Regions from separate parts of the Homo sapiens genome. Here region 1 is linked to region 2. A link is an interaction called in ENCODE POLR2A ChIA-PET data of the cell type or tissue named here. Cell type or tissue: endothelial cell of umbilical vein. All regions are shown on one strand. Links, peaks and the distances in the headings refer to the core of each region. The heading gives the core; the rest is flanking DNA. Region 1 overlaps LINC02930 (long intergenic non-protein coding RNA 2930). Region 2 has its middle 44 kb from the start of PLPP4.

The links. Peaks named below come from ENCODE experiments on the same cell type or tissue, not always from the same donor. Only the 100,000 strongest peaks of a DNase experiment are listed, where the experiment ranks them.
Region 1: POLR2A ChIA-PET joins it to region 2 with 5 read pairs; 2 of 35 experiments call an interaction of 5 or more read pairs at or near these places.

Annotation. Positions count from the first base shown.
Region 1 is chr10:120,682,584-120,685,500 of GRCh38, forward strand. All of the region lies in intron 2 of LINC02930 (long intergenic non-protein coding RNA 2930), which reads left to right. Among named protein-coding and RNA genes, the nearest start is that of LINC02930, 75 kb to the left of the region's middle. In endothelial cell of umbilical vein, for the core only: no CTCF peak of the experiment used is centred there; a DNase peak (open chromatin) is centred at 1,788; H3K27ac peaks cover 692 bases.
Region 2 is chr10:120,411,806-120,414,722 of GRCh38, forward strand. No RefSeq gene overlaps it. Among named protein-coding and RNA genes, the nearest start is that of PLPP4, 44 kb to the right of the region's middle. In endothelial cell of umbilical vein, for the core only: no CTCF peak of the experiment used is centred there; no DNase peak of the experiment used is centred there.

The DNA.
Region 1 (2,917 bases), core at 326-2,825, 270 kb after region 2:
CTTTGTAGCTACCATCAAGTTTTTTCAGACTTTCTTTAAGTTATGGTCCTGTAATGATCAAAGGCAAAAATGAAGCACTACCTTTTGTTTCCTTTTTGCTACACTTATTCCTTCTCTCTATTGTCCTCTGTTAATATAAGTTGTGATTGTGTACATAGATTCCATTATAAAATTATTGTTTTATCTTTCCTTCCAGTAAATATATTTGAAAATTTTATTTTTGTAATCAGATTTTCTTTTGAATTTAACTTTTAAGCTAATTTTAGGATTTACTATAGACACATTTATACCAGGATTTTCCCATTTTAAGTACTTAGCTTTTATTCTTATCATGCTTAAAATTGATGTACATATTCAAGTGTTCTTTTTTCACCAAATAAGTAAAGATATATTTTTTTCTGAATTCTTGTCTTTGTGGTAATGTCTTTCTTCTAGTTTTTCACATAACCAGCAACTTGGCCTTGGAAAATCCCTGGGAACCAGTCCTTTGTCCTCGTGTCTCCTTAGCTGTTACTTCTTTGTGTTTTAGTCTTTAGCATTATAGAGGGAAAAAAATCATACCAGTTTTTAATCACTTATAGATAATCTATTTTTCTTTTTGCTTTTATTTCTAATTTGATTTGTTTTCTTGTTTTAAACACTTGTACAATTTTACATTTGTTCTTGCAATTCAATAAAGGGCCAGGGTATTTTTAGACATGAGTCTAATTTTATTAACATTACCTGTTACATGGCAAATCTTCTGTATATAAGTATATATTGTCTTGCACCTCAGGAAAGTTTATTTCTTTTTATGTCTTTATTATTTTAGTTTTAGGTTTTTTTTCTTCCTTTGGAAAACCTGTAACACTTTAGTTCAGTCTTCTTCGTTATCTTCTGCATCTTGTATCTTTCCTTTTATTATTTTGGTGTCTTTGCCTTTTCCTATGCTTTCTGGAAGAGCAACTCACTTTCTTCCTGAATATCCTTGATTTAGTTTTTATGTAAATTTTGTTCTTTCTTGCCTCCAGTTCAGGTTTTAATTAGACCCTTCCATTTCCTTCTTAGTTTATCTGATTCCCTTGCCTCCTGCGCTTATCCTTCCCTGCGGCATTCTATTTCTGTTTCAAAAGGCCAAGTAATTTTATAAATCATTAAATATGTCTGATAAATTTCTAAAAAGGTGTTTTGATATCTGGAGTGAATCAGAGTGATGCATTTCCTTTGGGCTTTCAGAATGATTTTTCTTCTTACTCATTTTATAGCTTAAAAAAATTGTTGGGTCTTACTGCGTTTCTTAATTTTTCCTAAAACAGAGAGCTATATAGGGCTGGTGTTCTACAGACAAGGCCTGTCCTGTCTTGTCTACTCACCTGGTATCCCCCGCACAGTACATGGCCTGACACATAGTAGGCACACAACGATTATCCATTGAATGAATGATTGGCTAGGGAAAGCAATTCAACTAGTTTTCATCTTAGACATATGTTTTAAAAACCTTGTATAACAGAATCAAAATAAAGAAAGGGAGTTTTATTGCTTGGGTTGGAAGGAATTTATCCCTCAGCTGATGGCTCAGTGAACACAGCAAACCGGGTGAGCTTTCACCATCATCTTGCTCAGATGTATTTTTCTATACTTTCCCCTGCCAGTTGCCAAGAGACATTAATGAATCTTACAAAAGTCTGGACCATATATATCTTCAGAAGTGTCTGCCCTGCTCAGCCTGTGGACAATTATTCAAGTCATTGGAGATAGCTGGCCCAGTCAGGAAGGCCGTCTTCCTCACAACCAAGGCTTGGGTTTGACACCTTGTACATCCTGCATAAACAAACTCTGTTTGATTCAGGCCCCAAGGCAGACACAAAACAAGCGTTACCCACAAAGTGCAGCTGGGAGGAAGCTTGTCTGTTATCTGGGAGGAGGACAGAAGCTCAAGCTACGCACAAAACTTGCTTGGCTCATTTTATTAGATAACCCCTGCCCCCCGCCCCCCGCCCCACTTCCTGACTCTCTCTCTCTCTCTCTCTCTCTCTCTCTGTCTCACACACACACACACACACACACACACACACACACACACACACACACATTCCTCATCTGAGCCCAGCCCAGGAAGGTCCAGAAGGAGGCATACACATGCCTAGTGGGCCTTGTATTGTAGTGACCATTACAAAGAAATGTTTTAAAGGAAAGTAAAGGATTTTGCAGAATCCCATTTGCAGGGAAAGACCTGTTCTGTGCTGGCACCTGCTCCTATGTTTCTTCTAGCCACATTTGAAGGAGTCTCTAGAGCCCATGAAGAAGGCACATCCGATGTGTGGGAGGAATCAGAGTGCAAGAGGATGCAGAGGTCTGGGAGGAGCCTCCAGAGGGAAAAGCAACCTGCATCCTAGCTCCACAGATGCGCAGTCTCCCCTGCCCCAAATCCTGGAGCTGGCTTGGCATTTTGTCTGATGAATAACGCAGGGTTCTCCAAAATAGTTTTGCTCTAAAGATCGATTTCCTCAGATATCAAAACAGAAACCATGAGCAGCCCTCTCTCCAACTAAAGATAAGACATTTCAGAATACGAGAGGGCACACGACCCCCAAGACTGAAAGAGAGAGACTTGTTGATGCCACATGGGAGTATACTTCATTTGGCAATTATCCTCTCCCATTTTTACCCTCAATGGATCTGGAAATGGAGTCTGCAGACACTCTGGCTGATTTCCTAATGGGATCAAAGGAGTAATCCTGCAGAGCTCCCTGTGGACGCCACAGCAGGAGCGGGAGGGTCTCCTGGCAATGTTTGTAACACCTCCTTTGGATGTTGATTCTGCCCTAAGGTGCATGATGTTCTGCAGTGGAAATGGGTTGGCTCCCAGTTCTGCTCAGACTTTCAGACATTAATCTCTCAGACAGTTCAGAAGCTACAGTCAAGTCAGAATGGGAGG
Region 2 (2,917 bases), core at 141-2,640:
GATACCATTTTAGCAAAGTAAGGTGGGGTTGGGTTTCAAGGCACAATAAGTTGTGGAAAAGTGACTAGAAAATATATGGGAGAAAGTAATGGAAGAGAAGGGCTATTTTAGTAAGGTTTGCTCATGGCAACTTTTCTTGGCGCCGACTCTCTCTCTAGTGATGAAGGTTATTCTCCTGTTCCTGGTAGGGTGAAGGGGACACCTTCACAAAGGGAAATTTGTATCCTGCTTTTCGGCAGCAAACGGGAGGCAAGAGAATTCTTGCCACTGTTGATTCTCAAATGCCTTCAGCTCACAATGAGCCTCATACCAAAGTGACGTATTTGGAGGGTGGCATATCCTGATCCCCATCAAGAGGCACAGTTGATGGGGGAAGAGAGAAGAGGCTCTTCCATGGAGGGCTGTGGGCCATGATGAGGTCTTAGGATTTTATTCAAAATGCAATGAGAGAGGCTGTTGAAGAGTTTTAGGCAAGAAAATGACATGAACTGATTTATATTTTAAGCAATTTGCTCTGGCATCTTTGTGAATAATCATGTCTCTCCTCTCTGCTTGGGAAGTAAGCTGAGAATTTGAGTGTCTCCCATTCCATAAACGAAAGCTTGTGTGAGGTTAGGCAGTCAGCAGAGAACTGTGGGGGTTATTTGGAGAGACCTCTGCCATTAGTTCCTAGAGGCAGAAGCTGAGAGGGGCTGACTACCACAGTGGCCACTGCTGAAACCAAGCCCAGCTGACACTCAGAAGGAAGGATAAAGAAACCAGGTGTCCACACAGGGCAGACGCTGCCTTAGCCAACTGCTATCATGCTTCAGGTTACCCTCCTGGACAGGGAGCGTGGGTAAGGCGACTGCAGGAGCCAGAGCACCAGGAGCTCCAGAGAGACGAAGGAAGAACAACTTCCCTCGGTTCTCAATGTGGGAGCCCAGAGGAGAAATCCTCAGGGCCAAAATGGCAGAGACCTTTAGGGAGAGGAAAGATGGAGTCCCTCCTGCCCAGTGGACTAATGCCATGGCCAACCTCAACATTTGTGTCTAATTCCACCCCCCACCCACCCCCAGTCCTAAGATTGAAGTGGAAATGGGCCATGGGACAAGCCAGGAGTAATGTGGAAAGTGGACACTGGGGTTGGTTGTCTCCACTGGAAGCCAAGGGCTCCATTCTGAATTAGGAAATGTACCCTGAAGGCAGATGGCCCTCCCCATGGCATGCAGTAGCTACCACTTTAGAAGCAGGAGCCTGGCTGGGTATGGTGGCTCACACTTGCAATCCCAGCACTTTGGGAGGCCGAGGCGGGCAGATCACGAGGTCAGGAGATCAAGACCATCCTGGCCAACATGGTGAAGCTCCATCTCTACTAAAAATAAAAAAATTAGCTGAGTGTGGTGGCACATGCCTGTAATCCCAGCTACTCAGGAGGCTGAGTCAGGAGAATTGCTTGAACCAAGGAGTCAGAGGTTGCAGAGAGCCAAGATTGCACCACAGCACTCCAGCCTGATGACAGAGCAAGATTCGCTCTCTCTCAAAAAAAAAAAAAAAAAAAAAAAAAAGAATCAGGAGCCCAAGGGCAGTGCTTTTAATGAAAGTGCAAAGGAAGAGAAGCTCTAAGAGGAAAATAAGCAAATTTCAAGAAAGATGAGAAAATAAATTTGTGGATGATTCACTTGCACTATGTTGAAATGGAAGATCTTAATCATAGTGAGTACCATGAATAGAAAACAACATGAAACTGTGTAAAAACATTAGAGATCACGAAGGGAAGGACACAACAGGGAAAGAAGTCAGAGAAATGAGTGAAAGGTTAATTCCAACAAGTGCTTTGCTGTATGGAAGAATTTAAATTCAGTAAAGCAAGAGCTTAAAGAAGAGATTAAAATATTAACAGATATCAGGTCTTAGATAAGAAAGAAACAGAACTTTAAAAAAATTAATGAAGTTGTAAGAAAGAGAATAGACTTGGCTAAAAACAAGTTAAGAGAGCTGGAATAGAAGGCTGAGGTAATCATGATGAACACAGCACACAGAACCCACTATGGTAAATGTATACCTGTGTAACAAACCTGCACATTCTGCACATGTATCACAAAACTTCCAGGCAAATTTAAAAAAAAGAAAATCTACTCTTAAGTAAACCCAACAAGTTTTCTGGCTGGCCTAATATTAAATTATCTGCATTTGCTTAATAAAAAAAAAAGAAAAAAATGCCTGTTTGAATAGAATATTGCGCTGAATCATTTGGTTCTCAAGTGCTATAGGCACTTGGAGGTATTACAATAAATTAGGAGGTCATCTATCATTTCCGTCTCCATTGGAGGACTGTGATGCCAATATCCAGGCTGTACTGCAAAATTCCAATATCGTGGAACACCTGGCTGTTCTCTAATTTGAGGAGAGAAGCCGATCACCTCTGCACAAACACATTCCATTTCCATAGACAATTCAGCAGCATAGATGGAAACGCTTCAGGACACATCCCAGGACTTGCACCATCAGCCAAGCTCTGCGTTCACCTCCCTGAAAAGCAATCATCCTGGTGTTCATTATCTAGAACTTTCTAAGAATGGACCATTTTATTTTAGAAAAGAATGGCAACAAGAGTTAAGATCAAGTTTTAACCAGTATTTAACATACCTTTCCCTCAACCTATTTAATACACCATGGGCTCACTACAGGAGTGTTGAAATTTCTGTATAAGAGTCACTGCTCTTGCGATAGTTTACTGAGAATGATGATTTCCAATTTCATCCATGTCCCTACAAAGGACATGAACTCATCATTTTTTATGGCTGCATAGTATTCCATGGTGTATATGAGCCACATTTTCTTAATCCAGTCTAACAAAAAACCAAACACCACATATTCTCACTCATAGGTGGGAATTGAACAATGAGAACACATGGACACAGAAAGGGGAACATCA